Regions from separate parts of the Homo sapiens genome. Here region 1 is linked to region 2. A link is a loop called in an ENCODE intact Hi-C map of the cell type or tissue named here. Cell type or tissue: PC-3. All regions are shown on one strand. Links, peaks and the distances in the headings refer to the core of each region. The heading gives the core; the rest is flanking DNA. Region 1 overlaps CDV3 (CDV3 homolog). Region 2 overlaps BFSP2 (beaded filament structural protein 2).

Region 1 (5,382 bases), core at 57-5,056, 150 kb before region 2:
ACTAATACAAAAAAAAAAAAAAAAAATTAGCCGGGCGTGGTGGCATGCGCCTGTAATCCCAGCTACTGGGGAGCCTGAGGCATAAGAATTGTTTGAACCTGGGAGGCAGAGGTTGTGGTGAGCTGGGATCGTGTCACTGCACTCCAGCCTGGGTGACAGAGTGAAACTGTGTCAAAAAGATAAAATAAGCAATTATTTCTTACTCAATATATCACTCATAATATTCATTATCTTTATTTCAAGCCCAGGAGAAGCAATTCATAACTTGCCTGCATTCTGCAGGCCCCATTAGTACCTAGTTGTAGTAACTGGTGAATTAAAACCATTACAAACCTGCAGTTTCAGGATGCTAGTTATTAGAACACCTGTCCATATGACTTTCTAACTTCTTGGCTCTCCTTCTGATCTGACTACCTCCATTAATTTGTTTGCACTCCCTAACTTGAAATCGTGACCTCATTTGTTCCTTTGTCAGTCTAGACACCCATAGCATGACCTGTCCTAAATTCCTACCCCACACTCTTAACCTCCTGACATCTCCACCTACGTGTACCTACCCCAGACCAATTTCACATTCTAACAGAGGGAGATAAACAACCAAAATGTTTAGTGTGCTAAATAAAGAGTAAGAACTACAAGCCAGGCATGGTGGTTCACACCTGTAATCCCAGCACTTCGCGAGGCTGAGGTAGGAGGATAACCTGAGCTCAGGAGTTTTGAGATTAGCTTGGGCAACATAGCAAGACCTCATCTCTACTAAAAATAAAAAAAGTTAGCTGGGTGTGGTGGCACGCATTTTAGTCCCAGCTACTTGAGAGGCTGAGGCGGGGAGGATCATTTGAGCCCAGGCCAAGGCTGCGGTGAACTATGATCACACTACTGCACTCCAGCCTGGGTGATGCTGTCTCAAAAACAACCACCAAAAAATCCCCCAAAAACTATGAGTCTTGGTGCTGAGCAACTGGTAGTCACATGCAGAAGAATGAAGCTGGAGCCCTAAGTCACAATAAAAAAAATTAAAATAGACCAAAGACCTAAATGAAAGAGCTAAAAACATAAAACTCTTAGAAGAAAATAGGCATAAATCTTTATGACTTGGGTTAGGCAATGTTTTCTTAGATATAACACCCAAGCACAAGCAACTAAAGAATAGAAAAGGTGGACTTCATCAAAATTGAAAATTTTGTACTCCAAAAGACACTTCTAAGAAAGGGAAAAATGGTAGGAGAAAATGTTTACAATTCATGTATCTGACAAAGAAGTAGCACCTGAAATTTAAAACACTTGCAACTCAACAATAAAATTATAAGTAAACCAATTTAGAAATTGGCAGAGGATTTGAATACACATTTTTCCAAAGACATACAGATGGCCAGTAAGCACATTTAAAGATGCTCAACATCACTAGTCATTATAGGAATGCAAAATAAAACCATAATGAGATACTTCACACCCACTCGGAAGACTAGAACCAATCTGAAACAAGTGATCACAAGGATATTGGAGAAACTGGAATCCTCTGACACTGCTGGTGGGAATAGTAATATATAATATGGTGAGGCTACTTTAGAAGAGTTTGGCAGTTCCTCAAAGTGATACAGCCTTTCATCTCTAAGTATATACCCAAGAGAATTGGAAATGTTGATACAAAAACTTGTACATGAAAGTTCATAGCAACATCATTCATAATAATGAAACAACCCCAATGTCCAACAGATGAATGTACAATTTAAACGTGGTATACCCATACAATTACCTATATTGTTTAGCAATAAAAACGAAGCACTGATACATGCTAAGCCTCAAAAACATGCTCAAAAACAAGTGTAGAAGCCAGTCTCTGAAAAACAAATTGTATAACCCTGTTTATATGAAATGACCAGAATGAGAAAATCTAGGCCGGGCACGGTGGCTCATGCAGCTGTAATCCCAGCACTTTGGGAGGCCAAAGCGGGTGGATCACCTGAGGTCTGGAGTTTGAGACCAGCCTGGCCAATATGGTGAAACCCCATCTCTATTAAAAATTCAAAAATTAGCCAGTCGTGGTGGTGGGTGCCTGTAATCCCAGCTACTCGGGGAGGCTGAGGCAGGAGAATCACTTGAATCCGGGAGGCGGAGGGTGCATTGAGCTGACAATGTGCCACTGCACTCCAGCCTGGGTGACAGCAAGACTGTCTCAAAAAAAAAAAAAAAAAAAAAACAGAAAAAAGAAACTAGAGACAATACAATAGTGGCTGCCTAGGACTGAGGAATTTGGGAGGAAAGAAGAAAATGATGACTAATAACAATAGAATTTCTTTTTGGGGTGATGAAAATGTTCAAGAATTTTAAGAGTGGTGATGGTTGCATAACTTTGAGAATATAAGAAATTCTTAAATTGTACACTTCAAAAGGTGACTTTTGGCCAGGTGTAGTGGCTCCCAAAGTGGCTGTAAAACATTCCAGCACTTTGGGACGCAGAGGAGGACTGCTTGAGACCAGGAAGCTTGAGAACAGCCTGGGCAACATAGCAAGACCCCATCTCTTAAAAAACAAAATAGTGCTTGGTAGCACACACATTAATCCCAGCTACTCAGCAGGCTGAAGCGGGAGGATTCCTTGATCCCAGGAGTTAAAGGCTGCAGGGGACTATGATTGCGCCACTGCACTCCAGCACAAGACCCTGTCTCTTTTTTTCTTTTTGAAAAGAGTGACTTTTATCTAAAAAGTTAAAACTATAGAAGAAATTAAAGCAGGGAAGACTGATAGAGTGTGAGTTTGTGTGTGTGTTCTATCTTAAATAAGGTTGTCAAAAAAAAAAAAGATCTCAATCAAGCACAAAGAATAATCAAATAGTAAATTGTTAACATTACATATTTAAACTCCACTACCAAAATGACTGAAATATACTTTTGCTAATTTAGAAATCGAGGGACTATAATCCAAACTAAATCCTGAAATTTAAAATTACTGTTTTTGAGAATTGTAAGATTAATCGAACAAAGCCTTAAATCCTTAGTCTATATAAAGATTTTAGATTCCTTTGCCATAGTTTAAGGTAACAAAATTTAATACAGCAACAAGGACAAATGTGTATTTCAAGTTTTCCAAAAATATTTGTCACAGCTTTGCAGCCACTTTCATGCGTGTTGTATTTTTTAAATTTTCTATTTCTTTTTTTACTGTCTTTGGTTTGCCTAAATCCTCATCGGTCTTTTTTATGCTTGAGTACTCTGTAAACACTTCTGAAACAGAAAGTACACTCCTGGCCAGGCCCGGTGGCTCACGCCTGTAATCCCAGCACTTTGGGAGGTCGAGGCAGGTGCAACACGAGGTCAGGAGTTCAAGACCAGCCTGGCCAACATGGTGAAACCCCGTCTCTACTAAAAATACAAAAGTTAGCTGGGTGTGGTGGTGCACGCCTGTAATCCCAGCTATTCAGGAGGCTGAGGCAGGAGAATCGCTTGAACCAGGGAGGCGGAGGTTGCAGTGAGCCAAGATCACATCACTGCACTCCAGCCTGGGCGACAGAGCAACTGTCTCAAAAAAAAAAAAAAGTACACCCCTGAGTTTAGAGCATCTTCACCTTCCCACAGCAAGAGAGGTGTGACCTCAACTCACCATTTTCAAAGACAGAATAAGGCTTTAAAATAACCATTACAGTCCAAAATCCATATATTTACTTTTTATTGAATTTGTTAATGTTACAGAATTCTTGCACTGCCAAACCATGCCTGAGAATTCAAACAAATGGTACAATGGACAGCCTCATCCACCCATCATACAGTATATTAAAACTTGATTCATTTATATTTTGATATTTTCACAATCTTTTAAAAAGTTATAACAAGAGTTGTAATTTAAATCTGCTGCAGGTCTTCAGATTTCGAGTACAATATGCCTTTACATAACACCTCCACTTACTCATCTGTTCATTCTTCAGTAACATAACCCCCAACAAAATTTTGTTGGGAAAAAATGCAGGGAAAATGCACAGTTCAACGATGAAGAGATTTTTTTAAGGTTTTTCATTCCCAAATAAAAGTCTTCAGTTTACCAAGAATCCCATTTCTGATTTAATCATTCAACCTTCCCTTGGCTGGCTCAGTTACTCACCCAAATATATTAGAAGGCAGGCATCCTGCCTGCCACCTCAAATGTCAACATTGCCCAGATGCGAGTGGCAGGTCCCGTCAGGAGATACTGTAACCCTCCTCGGAGTCCAATTCCTGCACGGACACTTTCGTCAAGACTAAACTCCTATCTGAAAACGCTCCCACGTCAAAATAGTTTTACTCACCCACTTGCTTCACTCTTGCCAGTAGCAAGTCTGCAACTCATGCATTTGGCAAAGGGATTTATTATAGAGAAACCCGGACTCTGCATCAAATGATGACATTACCACTTTCACATATTTCTATTGAACCAGATACAAAACTAGGAAACTGCCAGACCATCTTGTTAGGTGGACACTCTTCTGTAATCCTGGGTAGCTTCCTCAAGTCCCTTTAAATGACCCAAAACTATTAATAGGTATTTTAAGCAATAATTATTAAAAACAGAAGTGCTACATCACCTGTCTTTCGCCCTGACTCTCCAAATGAACATAAAGACACACCAAAAGGCTGGTAACAGAGCTAGCTGGGACAATCACTGCATCTATAGAACAGCCAATACCTTGAAAAACTAGGCACAAGTACATGAGGAATTCTTATCAAAGATCATGCACAATCCATGCCACTTAAATGGGTTTTAGCTGAGGTTTTGCTCATGTTACTCTGAATTTCTAAGGACAGATCAGTGACCCTCTTAGCCTGAGCAGAAAGCATATTCTTCCCACTGCAGTTTCCTACACAATTTAGTCCTGATTAGATGAGGCATTATAGCAGCACCTGAAGTAGAGCCTCCAGAATCCACTGCCCTTTTCATCAAAGGCTATTTGGTTCCACCCTCAGGATTGGCATACTCACGAGACATTTCACAATCCTAATGCATACTTTAGGTTACTTAATTAACCAAGCAATATGCTCTGTCAAAGAACTTATTTCAAGTCAAAGCAAAAAAGGCCTTAATGCAGAACAAAAACAAAACAAAAAAGCACTATCCAAATAAAAAAATTACCAAAAAAAAAAAACCCCCAAGATTATTCTCTCCCTTCCCCTTCCCCCACTTGGTGGACCCCAGTTTGGTTGAATTTATTTTGTGGTTACCTCAGAATACAATTAGTTTAAATTACAAATCACAGCCCTACACAGATGATCTGAACACATCAGTTCTTTTCAGCAGTGTGTTCCAGGAAGTCTAATATAACAACAGCCTACTACAGAGAGTATTCCTTAAGGGTAGGGCACAGGACAGGTTAATTAAGGTCACTTAAATCTTCATCTTTTACAGCAGATCAGA
Region 2 (5,382 bases), core at 101-5,100:
TGACGGTGGAAATGCTCTGTCTGCACTGTCCAGCATGGTGGCCACCCGTGGCTACCGTATTGGGCAGCGTGGCTCTAGAGTTTCGTCTCCCCCAAAACATACACGTGAACATAAACATTGTGGATATAGTTTAGGGGTTTCATGGAGCCTTGAGGAGTGGTTTTTCAAACTTGAATCCCCAAGCCTCTCAGGATCTCCCACAGGTAGGGAATGAGGGGTGTCCTCCCTTCAACCCAAGAAACTCCTTTATATATATATATATATATATATATATATATATATATATATATATATATATATATATATATATATATATAAATGGTGAGCTGAAGGCTCTGATAGGGGGAGCCTGCAGGGTGGAGCCAAATCCCAGCTATGGGAGAAGAAAATAACTGCTTTCCCCTTGCTCCAGTGTGGCTGTCTTATTTTGTTTCATTTCATTGAATTACTTTTTTTGTTTTTTCTTTGAGACAGAGTCTTGCTTTGTTGCCCAGGCTGGAGTGCAGTGGCACAATATCTGCTCACTGCAACCTCTGCCTCCCAGATTCAAGATATTCTCGTGCCTCAGCCTCCTGAGTAGCTGGGATTACAGGCATGTGCCACTGCGCCCAGCTAATTTTTGTATTTTTAATAGAGATGGGGTTTCACCATGTTGGCCAGGCTGGTCTCGAACTCCTGACCTCAAATTATCCACCCATCTTGGCCTCCCAGAGTCCTGGGGTTACAGGTGTAAGCCACCAAACCCTGCCATTTTCATTGAATTCCCCACTAGCAAAGCTAATCATTTCTGTTCCAGCTTGGCCTGGGGCACACTGGGGAGCAGGCAGACTAGGGTGTCTCCCTTTCCCAGTTCTTAATCACTCCTGTCTCTCACCTCTGGTGCCTGGAGTTCTCCTTCTGGTTGATAAAGAACTTGCAACTCATTCACATTTAAGTATCAAAGGACTAATATTGGCTTAAAATAGTGATTTATATCCTTCTTTTAAGGTAACAATTCCTACCCTCCAAAATTAAAGCTTATAGAAAACCTATGTACAGTTGTCCTTTGGTATCTATGGGGTCTTGGTTCCAGTCCCCCACGGATGCTCAAGTCTCTTATATAAAATGATGTAGTATTTGCATATAACCTACACACACATCCTTCCATATACTTTAAATCATCTCAAGATTACTTATGATACCCAATACAATGGAAATGCTATGTACATAGTTGTTATTTATTGTGTTATTTAGAAAATAATGACAAGAAAAAAGCCCACATGTTCAGTATAAACGCAATCATCTATTTTTTAAAAAATATTTTGATCTACAGTTGGTTGAATCCATGGATGTGGAACCCATGGATGTGAAGGACTGACTGTACTTTGCACTAGTGGTTCTCAAAGTGTGGGCCCTGGACCAGTGGCAGCAGCATCACCTGGGAACTTGTGAGAAATGCACTTTTCAGCTCCTGTTTCAGATGGACCTATCAGAATCTCTGCAGGTGGGTCCCAACAATTTGTGTCTCAGCAAGCTTTCCAGGGGCTTATGATGCATACTCAACCTTGAGAACCCCGGTTTCACATGGCCCTGCCCCCAGGCCTGCTCTAGCTGCCTCCCTGCTGCACCTGGAATCCCTCTGTGCCTTTGCACCTGCTGCCTCCATTGAGAGCAACTTGTTTCACTACCTCCCCACTCCCAGCCCTCAGTCTGAGAAAGCCTGCTCCAGTATAATGCTCATTTCAAACACGGCTTCCCCATGAAACTTTTCTATTTATTCACTCATTCATTCTTGCCTTAATTTCTTCAGCACATAATTACTGTTTATGCCAGGCTCTGTCCTGTTTGTTGAGAAACCAGCCGCTACTGTAGGAGATGAGGTTAAAAAGGTAGACAAGACCAGACCATAGAGGGAAGGCCTTGGGCACAATGGAAAGGAGTTGAGATTTACTGGGAAGCCTTTGAAAGGGCTTGAGCAGGTTACAGAGGTGATCTGTGCACTAAGTGGACCCTCTGACTACTGTGGGAAGAGAGGATTGGAGGAGGCAGGAGAAGATGCCAAAGAACCAGTCGGGAGGCTCTTGCGGTGGTCCAGGGAGCCCATTTTATTAATGATGGTGGCCTGGACGAACGATGTGATCATAGGGTAGGTGGAAAAATGTGGACTAGTTTAAGATGCATTTGGGGGATAGAACAGTCGGTTCTTTGTGGTGCAGTAGTTATGGGGAGAGTGAGGGAAAACAATTAGGGGTGACCGCTCCGTTTCATCCTGAGCTGTAGAGAGCATGGTGGGGCCTTTGCTGATTCTCTTCCTCCCTCATTGGCTGGTTCCTGCATCTGAGTCACAGCCCACCCCTGTGGCACATTATCCCTCTCTTACCACATTTAGTATAAATACTTTGTAGACAACGACAGTGTTTTCTTATTCTGGAAACTGGCTCCTCCATTCACAAGCATGGGTCAGTTGCTTAGAGTAAGTAATTCTAAGATTTGGTTTCCTCCCCCATAAAATGAAGATAATAATACTCCCTTCCTCCTGGGAGAATTAAATGAGCCAAGGTGTGTGAGACTCAGCGTATGTGTGACTCAGCAGATTGCCTGGCACAGAGTAAATATTGCATGAACGGTAGCCATTATCATCATTGTTATTTGTCTTTGTACAAAGCAGTTGTTCAATGAATGTCGAATGAATTTGATGGGTTTGTGCAGTCTGGCACTGATCCTGCTTTACTTTTCTGAAGTGCACAGGCAGTTGAATGAAGACTTCCATCTAGTGGCTTGATATATATATATGTATATATATACATATATATTTTTTTCCTTTGTTTTTCCTGTCCATAGTCATCTGAAAAGTCCTAGTCATTTGTACCATGATGGTGAGGACTTTATCTCTTTCTATAATACTACTCCTGTTTTCACTGCGGATGTAGTTATTAAAATAAATGAGCTGGTGGTGGTGGATGAGAGATTTGACCATCATTGTGTTAAAGGAAAGGCAAATACAAGCAGCGTTTTAAAAAAGGTTATCATTTGGGCCCAAGGGTACAATGAATGGTTTGTTTGGAGTAAAGATATTGGCATTCTGGCAGCTAGAGCTGCAGGTGTGGGGAGGAGGTGGGTAAGACTGAGCTCCTGGGAAATTAAACTCAGCTGGTGCAGTGGCAAGATGCAAGATTCCCTTGGAAACCCTTCCCACATTTATTTGACTTTCAAGTTTAGGATGGATGTTCAGCATAACTTGCTTCTAGCAATAAAGGAATGAGAAATAATTCTCAGTCCCTAGCACCCCAGTGATACTGCTCTTAATAACAAGGCCACCGTATTACCAAGCCCGGCAGATGCTTCTCTGTGCTCATATTGACCTGCTGGTTGCATTTGTCACAGATGTACTTTTCTGTCTCGGCTTCCATGACACCACTCTCTCTGGACTTCCTCCTACTTCATTGACCATTCTTTCTTATTATTCTCTGCTTCACCAGGTTTTTCTTCCTTATCTGACCTCTAAATGTTAAAGTTTTTCAAGATTGGGTCTTGGTGCTTCTTTTTTTTAATCACTAAATGGTCTGATCTATCCACACAGATTTAAATGGCATTGTATGTGCTAATGACTTTCACATTTAAATGTCTATCTCAGAACTTTCTGCTCAGCTCCACACTTGCATACTCACCCTCTCTTTGAGGTCTTCACTTGGCTATTTCTCAGACATCTCAAACTTAACATGTCCCCGAATGAAAATCTAGATAATTTTGGCCGGGTGCGGTGGCTCACGCCTGGAATCCCAGCACTTTGGGAGGCTGAGGTGGGTGGATTACCTGAGGTCAGTTGTTCCAGACCAGCCTGGCCAACATAGTGAAACCCCTGCCTCTACTAAAAATACAAAAAATTAGCTGGGCGTGGTTGCACGCACCTGTAATTCCAGCTATTTAGGAGGCTGAGGCAGGATCATGGCTTGAACCCAGGAGGCAGAGGTAGCAGTGAGCTGAGATCGCACCACTGCACTCCAGCCTGGGCAACAAGAGTGAAAATCCATTAAAAAAAAAAAAAAGAAAATCTAGATAATTTCCCCACAAATCTTCCCTTTCCCCACCACCCCTTGATCCTCTTCATCTCAGTAAACAACCCCAATGTCTACCCGGAAACCAAGGGATCATCTTGATCTCTCACTTTCTGTCATCTCCCACATCTCATTTATCACTGAGTCTAGTCAATTCTACCCCCACAATGTATCTCAAATCCATTTATTTCTCTCTACCTCTCTTGACATCACCCTAGTGCAAGTCCCCATCATGCTCTCCTATCCCATTATAATATCCCATTGTAATATCCTTCCAACTCCCTGATCTGTACCTCCCTCCTCCAATGCATTCTGCATCCTGCTTCCAGAGTGGGCTTTTTAAACTCTTAAAATCATATCATGTCACTCTGATTAAACTAAATTAAAACTCTTCAGAGGGGCTAGGTGTGGTGGTTCACGCCTATAAGCCCAGCACTTTGGGAGGACAGGGTGGGTGGATTGCTTGAGCCTAGAAGTTTGAGACCAGCCTGGGCAACATAGCAAAACCCTATCTCTCCAAAAAACAAAACAAAACAAAAAAACAGAATTTATCCAGGTGTCATGATGTGCACCCACAGTCCAGCTACTTGGGAGACTGATGTGGGAGGATCTCTTGAGGCCAGGAGGTCGAGGCTGCAGTGAGCTATGATTGCACCACTGCACTCCAGCCTGAGAGACAGAGTGAAAGTGAAAGCCCATCTCAGAACAAAAACAACACACAAAACAAAACAAAACTCTATAGAAGTGTCTCTTATACTTAGAGTAAAACCCAGTCTTCTGAAGTGGCCTTCAAGGCCCTGCATGCTTGTTACTCTTCCATTGCTCCAAAGGCTCCAGCCATGTGGGTCTTGGTCTTTCTGGACCATACCAGTCCCTCTCCTGCTCAAGGCCCTAGCACTTGCCGACTCCCCTGCCTGGCCCACTCCTCCCTTCCCCTTTGCATGAATAGCTCCCTCATTCTGGTCACCTTACTGCGAGCAGTGCTTCCCTTTACTCTGCCCCTTTCTGCTTTGTTAGTTTTCTTTAAAACACTTACCAAAGCTTGTATTATCAATTTTATGGTTTTTAAATTATTTTATCTGTATTTTCTGCTAGAATATAACCTCCTGGAAGTCAGGCACTGCCTTTCTGTCCTGTTTGTTGTTCCATCCCTAGCACAGTGTCTGGTACAGCAGGTATTAGTTGAATTAATGAGCCCAGCAGTAGTGCTACCTCTTTATGGAGAACCCAAGCAGGGAAGACCCAGTGCCTACCCTCAGGGAACAGCCAGGTTCTTACCTAGCTCCAACCTGAGAATCACCTTAAACATCTCTCTCTTCCTCATCCCCCAAGTCAAAAACCAACAATT

The links. Hi-C counts contacts between places; a loop is a spot of excess contacts. Peaks named below come from ENCODE experiments on the same cell type or tissue, not always from the same donor. Only the 100,000 strongest peaks of a DNase experiment are listed, where the experiment ranks them.
Region 1: a loop joins it to region 2, with 4 times the contacts of the local background. A loop is called at or near these places in 2 of 110 quality-filtered maps.

The regions. Positions count from the first base shown.
Region 1 is chr3:133,588,529-133,593,910 of GRCh38, reverse strand. It overlaps CDV3 (CDV3 homolog), which reads right to left. Exons shown (of 5, transcript NM_017548.5): 5 at 3,650-5,382. Among named protein-coding and RNA genes, the nearest start is that of CDV3, 18 kb to the right of the region's middle. In PC-3, for the core only: no CTCF peak of the experiment used is centred there; a DNase peak (open chromatin) is centred at 2,340.
Region 2 is chr3:133,441,506-133,446,887 of GRCh38, reverse strand. The region is part of intron 1 of BFSP2 (beaded filament structural protein 2); the gene reads right to left. The region is part of intron 2 of BFSP2-AS1 (BFSP2 antisense RNA 1); the gene reads left to right. Among named protein-coding and RNA genes, the nearest start is that of BFSP2, 44 kb to the right of the region's middle. RefSeq lists an enhancer at 4,651-4,930. In PC-3, for the core only: a CTCF peak has its summit at 2,734 (motif pointing left); a DNase peak (open chromatin) is centred at 2,587; H3K27ac peaks cover 739 bases.